Regions from separate parts of the Homo sapiens genome. Here region 2 is linked to region 1. The links are chromatin loops, found by intact Hi-C in ENCODE. Cell type or tissue: Caco-2. All regions are shown on one strand. Links, peaks and the distances in the headings refer to the core of each region. The heading gives the core; the rest is flanking DNA.

What was found. Hi-C counts contacts between places; a loop is a spot of excess contacts. Peaks named below come from ENCODE experiments on the same cell type or tissue, not always from the same donor. Only the 100,000 strongest peaks of a DNase experiment are listed, where the experiment ranks them.
Region 2: it touches region 1 in a loop (6-fold over the local background); 23 of 110 quality-filtered maps call a loop at or near these places.

Annotation. Positions count from the first base shown.
Region 1 is chr12:6,306,362-6,312,340 of GRCh38, forward strand. PLEKHG6 (pleckstrin homology and RhoGEF domain containing G6) reads left to right here and starts at 4,321. Exons shown (of 16, transcript NM_001384598.1): 1 at 4,321-4,487; 2 at 5,798-5,979. The coding sequence starts at 5,866. RefSeq lists an enhancer at 3,135-3,855 and a silencer at 4,218-4,267. In Caco-2, for the core only: no CTCF peak of the experiment used is centred there; DNase peaks (open chromatin) are centred at 2,066, 3,830, 4,220 and 4,610; H3K4me3 peaks cover 1,831 bases.
Region 2 is chr12:6,361,575-6,366,574 of GRCh38, forward strand. SCNN1A (sodium channel epithelial 1 subunit alpha) reads right to left here. Exons shown (of 13, transcript NM_001038.6): 3 at 1,869-2,136; 4 at 477-667. LOC105369626 (a long non-coding RNA gene) reads left to right here and starts at 3,739. Exons shown (of 4, transcript XR_931591.3): 1 at 3,739-4,207. RefSeq lists enhancers at 527-1,210, 1,703-2,296 and a silencer at 1,761-2,160. In Caco-2, for the core only: a CTCF peak has its summit at 2,282; DNase peaks (open chromatin) are centred at 1,917 and 2,257; H3K4me3 peaks cover 1,476 bases.

The DNA.
Region 1 (5,979 bases), core at 980-5,979:
GAGCCCTCTTTCCCCTGGGGCAGACATTGCTAAGCCATCTTAGCATTCTTTCTGCTGAGCCAGCCACAGAATCCTTCTTAAGTTAATGTTCCAGGAACCCACCACCTATCAGAATTAGCCCGCAATTCAGGATCTGAGAGAATCTGGAATTTTAAAAAAAGAAAAAGAGAAAAGAATTGGCCTGCAAGGTAAACTTACATGGTATGTTTGCCCTAATGGAGAGGAACATTTAGGTGCATCACAGATGTCCTGATGCTACAGTAATCAAGCAGGAAAGGAAACTGAAATTATGGAAGAATTCCAGGTATCTAAAAAGCAAATGTGGTTCCTTTGGGTAGGGACAGAACAGTACAGGCCAGTCTATCTGCAAGTCATTCTGTCTGGGTCCTCTAGCAAGTCAATCCAGTTCAATTCCCAAACACCATGCCAGTCTTGTGTTAGGCTGGTCTCTGCCCTCAGGCATAGGTGGCACATGCTAATATCAACTTAGTAGGGAGAACAAGAGTGGTGCCTTTTAAAGAAACATAGCGGTCAAGGCAGCTGCAAGCAGGGAGGAAAGTGATCAGCCTGGCTGCGGGATTATTAGGAAAGGCTTCGTGAAGGAGGCAGTCCTAGGAAAGACCTCGAAGGAGGTAAGTGGAGTCGGAGGACAAGGCACCCAGCTGAGGGGAACAGCTTGAGCAAAGGCATGGAGTCAGGAAAGTCGAGGCCGACCCAGGGAATGGGGACACATCTAGGGATTGAGTAGGGAAGTATAACTGAGGTCAAACTGCGGAGGTCCTGGAAGGCCACAAAGAAGGTTCGTCCTCCTAAGCCACCACCCAGAGACCCTCGGCTCGGAAGCTGGGATATTCCCAGGGAGCCAACAGGGTAGACCCTCAGGAGGCCTTTAGGGAAGTCTGCCCTTCCCCAGTTTCTTTTTAAACATGCTCTTCCCTCCTCCAGAAATGTCCTTTCCTCCTTCTCAGCCCAGCTGACTGCTACTCATCCTTCGAGTCCCAACACAAAGCTCGCCTCCTCTAGAAGCCATCCCTGGCTCCCCTATGTAGTAACCGGTCCCTCCAAAGTGTTCCCACAGCTCCTGACTTAGTCGTTCTTGGTCTAACTTAAATATCAATGTTCTTTTCGCCCATCTGCCTCCCCACTAGTCTGTAAGCCCCTAGAAGTCAGGGCCTCTTATTCTTTTCTATATTCCTACTGTCTTACACATTGCCAGTAAATGTGGAAGGAAGGGGGAGGGGACGAAAGAAGAAACGGGAAGCACCAGTTCTGGCCTGAGGCACCAGAGGCTTTGCCCTGTGGCCTGTCCTCCTGGTATTCATCTGCCTCACATGACCTGGCGCCTCCTAGCTTGAACCCTCAGTTTCTGCCTCGCTCTGGGCAGGGAGGACACAGCTCCCATTAGCTGCCTCCTGTTGCTAGTGCCTGCCAGCCCCTCATTAGCCCAGATGGTCCCCACTTCTGCCCTGAGAGATATGGGCTCAGCAGAGGTCGAGGCACAAATGAGTTTCCCTGACCTTCCTGCCTGGTGAGCCCCTTATGCCAACCCCAGGCAGTTATCCTCAGGCTGCTATTGGACAGAAGCATTTGATCCTCAGAGCTCTGACCGTGGACACACACTTTACCATCAGTTATGGGGTCAATCCAGGGGCCTAATGAGGAGCATCTTACCTGGGAGAAAGTGAGGCATATGACTCAAGCTAGACATGTGAGGAAAGGCTAGGATAACCAGGAATAAAGAGAAGTATCCAGATGGCATACTCTGGTCCAAGGACCAGATGGCCCCTAGCCTCACTTGGCAGAGGCCAAGCCTCCAGCCTCCCAATTCTTTACATTTCATTCAGCTCCCTGAGAATGCTCCCCTCAGCCTGCCATAGGAGTGTGCTCTCCGCAGCACAGAGGAGTCATGGAAGTGGAGACTGTGAGAGTGACAGAAGAGAAGAAACAGAACATGGAGGCCTGCCTCCTAGGCCACACACCTGTGCCCGGCCACACCTCTGGCTTCTAGACTCCAGCTTGCCCTGGGAACCTCTCCTCCCAGGGAGGCTGAAGACAGGCCCTGGGGCAGTAGTGGGTGGAGACTGGACCTCAACGCCTAGAGGGAAGTGAAAGGGTTAACCACCCCGCCACCCACCACCACCTGCCACTGGGCCCCTCTAGCCAGCTCACCCCAGAGCACTGTAAGCCCAGGCTTGTCTTTGGTGCTCTCTCAATTTCATCTTCCCTCTTATTCCTCCTTCCCACTCCTTCTGGGAGACACTGGGAGGAGAAGCTAGGGGCCATTGGCACCAGCTGTCTCTGGGGTGTCATTTAATACTGTCCGTAATCACCACCTCCTCTCCTGGCTTATTAACTCTTTCCCTCATGGCTACTCTTGTCATCCCTGGACATCTCTCTATCTCTGTCTAGCTCTCACCACACACACACACACACACACACACACACACACACACACACACACACACACACACAGTGAATGGGAAGAGGGAAGGGCTAGGAACTAGGCACACTCTGGTTTCTTGCCACTGCAGTTCCTTTCCCACCTGACTTCACCCCCGAAAACTAGTCCCACCACCAGCTGGGCCAGGAGCAGGAGACAGGCTGGTTCAAGGAGCTGGAGGAACAGAGGACACTTCTGAACCAGCAGAGCAATCACACAACAGCAAGCTCAGAGAAAGAGAATCCCAGAGGGCAGATTTGAGGATGGACACAGGGAATACAAAATTAGAAACTGCCCAAAGATATAGATTCCTCCTCCAAACAAAATAGAGTCACCAGAGTCCGAGTGAGGACTAGAACACTCTGATCATGTATGCGTTTCATAGCCTAGATGGGAAAAGGGAATAGAGGCCTTTTCCCCTGGCAACTCAAGGAGATTCTGCTTCTGAAAGTGTTTCCTGAACTTCAGGATGCTCTGAAGAAGTAAGGAGCCGTATCAATCACTGTTGAGTTCATTGGCAGGAAATAGACCACAGTCAGGGTGAGGGGCTGGGAGCCTCAGACCTGCCACCTGCCAACTACAGGGTCTTGGGTTTCATGGTTGTGAGATTATAATGACCACACATCCACAGGACACTTCTATCTCAAATATCCAGTGCTTCTGTCAGACGAGGTGCCATGATTTGGAGAAGTGAAAAGGTGGGGAAACCGAAGCAGGAGGATCGCTTGAACCCAGGAGTTGGAGTCCATCCTGGGCCACACAGCAAGATATTGTCTCTATTTTCTTTTTAAAAAATAAATTTTAAAAATAAAGAAAATAAAGTATGGTCCTTTCATGCAATGCCCAGCATGTGTCAGTCCTTCCACAGCATCTTTTTCTTTTTCTTTCTTTTTTTTTTTTTTTTTTTTTGAGATGGAGTTTCACTCTGTTGCCCAGGCTGGAGTGCAGTAGTGCTGTCTTGGCTCACTGCAACCTCCACCTCCCAGGTTCAAGCGATTCTCCCGCCTCAGCCTCCCAAGTAGCTGGGACTACAGGCGCCCGTCACCATGCCCAGCTAATTTTTGTATTTTTAGTAGAGTCGGGGTTTCACCATATTGGCCAGGCTGGTCTCCATCTCCCGACCTTGTGATCCGCCCGCCTCGGCCTCCCAAAGTGTTGGGATTACAGGCGTGAGCCATCGCGCCTGGCCCCACAGCATCTATTTTAGCAGCCACCGCAAGGGCTGGGTGACCCTGGTGTAGCCGGGAGTGGGCTTATTTGCAGGTGAACTGGGAGGGTGCCCCCACCTGAGTCTTAGGTCATAGGAGAAGTGCGGGTCAGGCCTCAGCTGCCTATCCCTGGAGCAAAGGCAAAGTCCAGGATAGCCTTCCAGTATCACCTTCCACCAGGCAGGCCAGCCGGTCCTCTGAGAGATAAGGCTCACACTTTGGACTCCACACAGCGACGGGGCCCCCTGCCCCTCCAGCTGGCAGGCGGGCTCCCTGCCTGCTTAGGGGTCTAGGCCGAGGCAGGGGGAGGACCGGACGGCCGGCCACTCGCCGCGACCAGCAGGAGAGAGGGGTGCCTGCCACAGGTTGTCACCCTCGCCGCCTCCCCCGGCGGCGCCCCGCCCCTTACTCAGCCCTCATTACTGCAGCGCCTCGCGGGGGTCTGGCCCGGAGTGGAGGGCGCGCGGTCCCAGCCCTCCCGCTCGGCCGGCGGGTGTCGAGTTCAGGTGCGACCGAAAAGGGGAAAGGAGGGCACCGCCACGTGAGCTGTCCTCTCCGGGGAAGGCGGTGGCTGCGTGAGGGCGGGGGCTGCTCGGTCCCCAGGGCCCCGCCCCTCTGCCCCTCTGCCCCGAGCGGTGCTGGCGGTAGGGAGGGGCCAGCCCGGTCCCCGCCCTCCTCGCCCGGACCCGCGCTGCCCGGCTCCCGCGGGCCGCTCGATCCCAGTCCCAGGCTGGGCATCGGGGCTGGCTGGCATCGCCGGGGAGCCGACGGCGACGGGGAGCCCCGCGGGCGGGGAGGGCGGCGCAGGGCAGCGGGTGCGGTGACACCTGTGGGCACAGGTGAGCGGCGGGAGGGCTACGCGGCCCGGGGGCGGGGCGGCCGGGACCCGGGGCCTGGAAGCCGGGGCGAAGGGGAAGGAAGGCCTGGCCTCCCGAAGGCGGGAGGAGGGGAGCCGGGGGCTGGGCTGAGACAGGACCCTGGGTAGGGAGCAGTGCGAGGGAGACAGCGCCCTCAGAGGGAGGACTATTGGGAGGCGGCAGGAGGGACAGCGAACGTTTCCTCCTCTGCTCCTGAATCGGAGGAAGGTAAGGGAGGGCTGAGGCAGGACCTCAGGCCCACCCGGTCGGGGCACAAACACCTGCGCAGCCTTCTTGAGCCCACCGCCCCTTAGGAGGCCTCTCCTCTTCCAGGCCCTGCCCACTCGAGGGCGGGCCCTCCCTCCAGGTTTAGGGGGGAGGGATGGAGCCCCACGCCTGGCCCCCAGCTCCATGGTGGTATTCCCAGAGTCTGGGGAGGACCAAATATATAGCCCGAAACTGGAGAAACTCTAATTCTATTTGGCTGGTCTCTAAGGGCAGTGGCCGGACAGCTGGCCCCACTCACCTCCCTGTCTGTGGTCAGGAGGGTTCAGGTAGGAGATGGGCAAGCCTTTCAGTAAAGGCCAGACAGTAAAGATTAGAGACTTCGCGGCCTACACCGTCTGTCCCAACTAGCAAGAAGCAGTCACAGGTTATTAGGAGACCAGCAGAAGAGGATGGATTCCAACAAAACTGTGTTTATGGACACTGAATTTGAATATCATGTAATATTTACTTGTCCCAAAATATTGGTGGCTTTTTTGCAGGGGGGGCAGCAGTTGTTTCAACTATGTAAATATGTAAAGGCTTACAGGCTGTACAAAAACTGGTGGCAGACTGGGCTGTCTCCAGCCACCCCCACTCCCAGCCCACCCCACCCACCATGGCCTCCCTCCAGCTTTTTCCCAAGCTTTATATGGGGAAGGGGATGGGGTTATATCTAGGTGCAAGGAGAACCCTCCCACCTGGGTGTATCCAGAAAGCCCGAGACCTGTCTGTGACCCTTGTTCCCATTTGAGACCAGTGCAGGAGCTTGTACCCCAAATATGCACACATGTGAGAGAGGAGGTACATCTCCAAGGGGCTTCCTACCCAATATGTACCTGGACCTACCCTACTCCCACCAAGTCATAGATGAGGCAGCCATGTTCCCCCCAACAAGTGACCAAGCCCTTGGCCCTCTCCTCCCCCACTATACCCTCCCTCCCAGGCCCCCTACCAGCCTTGGTCTCCCGCCTGGTGCCATTCACTGATTGGGGATGGCCCTTCCATTCCTCTTTTCTCTCTTGCAGCCCTAGGGGACCTCTTTCTCCTGGACATTGAAGATATGGCCCTTTGGAGGTGACCCAGGAGAGAAGGGATGAAGGCCTTTGGTCCTCCACATGAGGGCCCCCTCCAAGGACTCGTGGCCTCCCGCATTGAGACTTATGGGGGCCGGCATCGAGCCTCTGCTCAGAGCACTGCTGGCAGACTC
Region 2 (5,000 bases), core at 1-5,000, 54 kb after region 1:
TCTACTAAAAATAAAAAAATTAGCCAGGCGTGGTGGCGCATGACTGTAATCCCAGCTACTCAGGAGGCTGAGGCAGGAGAATTGCTTGACCCCAGGAGGTGAAGGTTGCAGACAGCCGAGATCGCGCCATTGCACTCCAGCCTGAGCAACAAGAGCAAAACTCCATCTCAAAAAAAAGAAAAACAAAAAAGACCAAGATCCATGCTTCCAGCCTTTGGTTTCTCAAAGCCCCAGTCTTCCCAAGGCATCCTGTGAGGCCACTTCCCTCAGATCCAGCAGTGCAGGGAGCAGCAGGAGTTCGTAGGGCGCTCTCTGGGGCAGGGTGTGGGCCCAAAGCCAGTGCTTCCCCCTGGCCTGCTGGCACTGGCATTTTTTTAGTCAACAAGCATTTCCTGGGCCCTGCCCATGCAGGGCGTGAGGCTGACCCAGGGAAGCGGACCCCGCGGAGAGCAAGGAGCCAGGCAGGACTGACTCACGCCTGGTTGCAGGAGACCTGGTTGAAGCGGCAGGCGAAGATGAAGTTGCCCAGCGTGTCCTCCTCCAGGGATGGCAGAGTCTCTGGCAGCCTCGACAGGATGTTGATGTAGTGGAAGCGGTACCACTCCCTCACCGCATCCACCCCTGATGAGTATGTCTGGTAGAAGCAGTCCGATTTGTTCTGGTTGCACTGGACACAGAGACTAGAGTCAGAGGGGACACGCAGCCGGGGATAAGCCCCTTGGCAGGGCCAAGGGCAAAGAATGAGTGATCTGGGGTTCTGAGGACTGACGGACAGGAGTCGGAAGCCAGGAGTGGGGAAAGACAGAAGTGGAAGAGAAGCAGAAGTCCCTAGGAGCATGGACCAGGGGAGCATGGGATTAAGGGAGTTGCAGGCCAGGAAAGGAGACCAGTAGCTGCACACACACGGTTTTGGTTCATTTATACCTCCCCTGCCTAGGGTGGAAGGAGCAAGACTTTCCCTCCCATTTCACTGATGGGAAGACTGAGGGATCAAGAGATTTGTCCCAGCAAGAGCTGGGACTAGGACTCCAGTCCCCAGCCCACTCTTACTAATGGGAACTTCCCTGTCTCCTTTCCTTGGCTCCTCCCTCATTTTCCCTTGCTCCTTTCTTTCTTTTTTTTTGGCAGACGAGCTCACTCTGTCACTCAGGCTGGAGTACAGTGGTGTGATCAAGGCTCACAGCAGTCTCCATCTCCCGAGTTCAAGCAATTCTCCCATCTCAGCCTCCTAAGTAGCTGGAACTACAGGCTTGTGCCACCACATGGGCTAATTTTTGTATTTTTTTTTTGTAGAGATGGGGTTTCACTATGTTGACCAGGCTGGTCTAAAACTCCTGGGCTCAGGTGATCTGCACGCCTAGGCCTCCCAAAGTGCTGGGATTACAGGCATGAGCCACCGCCCCCAGCTAAGTTTCCTTTTTTTACTGTCTCCTTATTCTCTATCTTGGGCTGTTAGCCCAGTTCTCCATCACGCTGGAGGGTCCTAACTGAGTCCCACTAGTGGGCACTGGAATTCAGAAAGTTGCATTTTCCTTCCTGAATCAAGGACCAGAAACAGTAAAACAATAATAATAATAATAATAATAAAAGTTCATTTTCCATAATAAATTTGACTTCCTACCCCTGAAATGCTTCTACATAGGACCCCAGGGAGGAGGCCCCAAAAGCTTGGGCACCAAGAGGTGTTATTTTAATTATCTAGTTATTATTTGTATTTATTTACTTTTTTTTTTGCCCGCGAGCCCACGAGGCCCCGCGTGGTGTCACTGGGCTGCGCGGGCGGGTCAGGAAAGGAGCGGAGCCCATGGGTGGGCGGGGCCAGGGGCCGGCGAGGGGCGGGGCGGGCCCCTCGGCGCTGCGGGCCTCACCAGCTGGAAGCCGATCTTCCAGTCCTTCCAGTCCACCTGGGGGTTGTTGTCCCGCAAGCTGGAGGCCACGCTACGGGCTCGACGGGCCCCGTGAGGCGGGGGCGGGACCCTCAGGCGCTGCAAGGGGTGCGGCAGAGTCCCCCGCAGGTCGCGACGGCTGCGGGAGCCGGCCACGAGAGTGGTGAAGGAGCTGTATTTGTACAGGTCAAAGAGCGTCTGCTCTGTGATGCGGTCCAGCTCCTCCAGCTCCTCTTTAATTTCCGGGTACCTGAAGGGGCGAGGGGAAGAGGGTCAGGCCAGGGGCCCTGGAGCGAGTGTCTGGCCCCTCCGGGGTCAGGGTCCTCATCTGTGCCCCGGGAGGCCGGTCCATCCCGGAGAAGCCTGGGCGGGGCTGGGGTCGTCGTGGCGCCTCCTGGCCGTCCGGCGGTGAAGGGTAAACAGGTGTGTCCGCCGGGAAGGCGGAGGCCACGGCGAGCCCAGCCGGGACACTGTGGACTGTTTATTGAAGGAGAGAGGCAGGAGGCGCCTGTCGTCTGTGGGGCGCTCTCCCCCTCGCCCGGACCTAGAAGGGAACCCGGAACTTGTCTGCCCTTTCCCAAAGAGGGGAAGGGTGAGGGCCTCGGCCTTGGCGTGACCGCGGTACCCAGGTCATCCCGCCCTGATCCCCGCAGGCGAGTGTCGGTGGCCTTTCGGCTTGAGTGCCGCTTGGCACCGAAATCAAGAGTTCACAACTGAACTTTTAGAATCTCCAACTCTAAAAATACAGGATGCCCCACCCACCCCGCCTCCCTCCTCCAAAGACTGTTCTAATGTGTTTCGGGTGCGGCCTAAACACCGTAAATTAAACACAGCTCACTGTAAATCCCTACATTCCTTCTTAATACAATTCCTATTACCATCTCCATCATGAAAGTCCAGAGTAGCAGGGCCTGAGGGATGTCATCTACCAAAACAAAACAAATATAGAACTAACAAACTGAACAAGGTTGCAGGGTACACAACAAATACACAAAAAAAATTAATTGCATTTAGGCCGGGTGTGGTGGCTCACGCCTGTAATCCCAGCATTTTGGGAGGCCGAGGTGGGCAGATCACGGGGTCAGGGTATCGAGACCACCCTGGCTAACACGGTGAAACCCCGTCTTTACTAAAAAAAAAAAATACAAAAAATTAGCCGGGCTTGGTGGCGGGCGCCTGTAGTCCCAGCTACTCGGGAGGCTGAGGCAGGAGAATGGTGTGAACCCGGGAGACAGAGCTTGCAGTGAGCCGAGATCGCGCCACTACACTCCAGCCTGGGAGACAGAGCGAGACTCCGTCTCAAAAAAAAAAAAAAATTAATTGCATTTCCGTCTCAAAAAGAAATTAATTGCATTTCTACATGCTGGCAACAGAAAATTGGAAAACCAGAAATACAACAGCAATATTAAATAACATAAACAACATCAAATACATAGAAATAAATGTAACAAAAGATGTGCAAGACTGAAAAATATATTGAAATCCCTGCTGAAATAAATCAAAGATCAGAATAAGTGGAGATATATATATATATGGATTCAACACAATCCCTATCAAAATTCCAGCTTTTTTTTTTTTTTTGGACAGGATCTTGCTCTGTCACCCAAGCTGGGGTGCAGTGACACAATCGCCGCTCACTGCAGCCTCCTCCTGGGCTCAAGCAATCCTCCCGCCTCAGCCTCCCTAGTAGCTGGGACCAAAAGTGTGCCACCACACCAAGCTAATTTTTATATTTTTTGTAGAGAGGGGGTTTCACCACGTTGCCCAGGCTGGACTCCAACTCCTGAGCCCAAGCAATCACCAGCCTCAGCCTCCTAAAGTGCTGGGATTGCAGGCGTGAGCCACTCACTGCACCCGGCCCCAGCAGGTATTTTTAAAGAAATTGACATACTGCTTCTAAGACTTATCTGGAAATGCAAACAATCTAGAATAGCTAGAAAATTTTAGAAAAGAAGAGCCAAGTTGGAAAATGTATTCCTCCTGACTTTAGTATTTACTATAAAGCCACAGTAATCAAAACAATGCGGTTCTTGGTAAGGAGAGACAATAGATCAATGGAATAGAATAGAGTCCAGAAATAAACTCATGCATAGATGGTCAACTGATTTTTGGCCAAAACACCAATTCAATTCAGTGTAGAAAATAAAATTTGTTAGCAGGTTCTGCTAGAACAACTGAATACTGTATTGGAAAAAAAATGACCCTCAATCTCTACCTTATGCTATACAGGCAAAAATTAATTCAAGATGGATCATAACGTAAACATGAAATTCAGAACCATAAACACTCTAGAAGATGGAAGATATCTTCCTGACCTTGGGGTAGGCAAAATTCTCTTGTAAGAAAAATATCTAACAAATAATCCCTAGAACAACCGTATGTAGTAGGCACTTTATGAACAGACCTACATTTTTTTTTTTGAGACGGAGTCTCAATTGCCCAGGCTGGAGTGCAGTGCCGTGATCTCGGCTCACAAGCTCCGCCTCCGGGTTCACGCCATTCTCCTGCCTCAGCCTCCCTAGTAGCTGGGACTACAGGTGCGTGCCACCACGCCCGGCTAATTTTTTGTATTTTTAGTAGAGACGGGGTTTCACCATGTTAGCCAGGATGGTCTCGATCTCCTGACTTCGTGATCCGCCCGTCTCGGCCTCCCAATGTGTTGGGATTACAGTCGTGAGCCACCACGCCCAGCCGAACAGACCTACATTTTTAAAAGATTCTGACCCTGTACACAGCTAGTGAGAATATAAAATGATACGATCATTTTGGAAAACAATCTGGAAGTTCCTCAAAAAGTTAGATATAGAGTTACCATATAACCCATCCATTCCACTCCTAAGAGAAATGAAAGCATATGCCCCCACAACATACACACACAAATGTGCACAAATGTTCATACCAGTATTATTTCTAATAGCCAAAAAGTAGAAATAACCCAAATGTCCATCAATTGATGAACATATTAAGAAGGAATGTAGGGATTTACAGTGAGCTGTGTTTAATTTACGGTGTTTAGGCCGCACCCGAAACACATTAGAACATAAAGATTTGTACATGAGGCTGGGTGCAGTGGCTCACACCTGTAATCCCGGCACTTTGGGAGGGCAAGGTGGG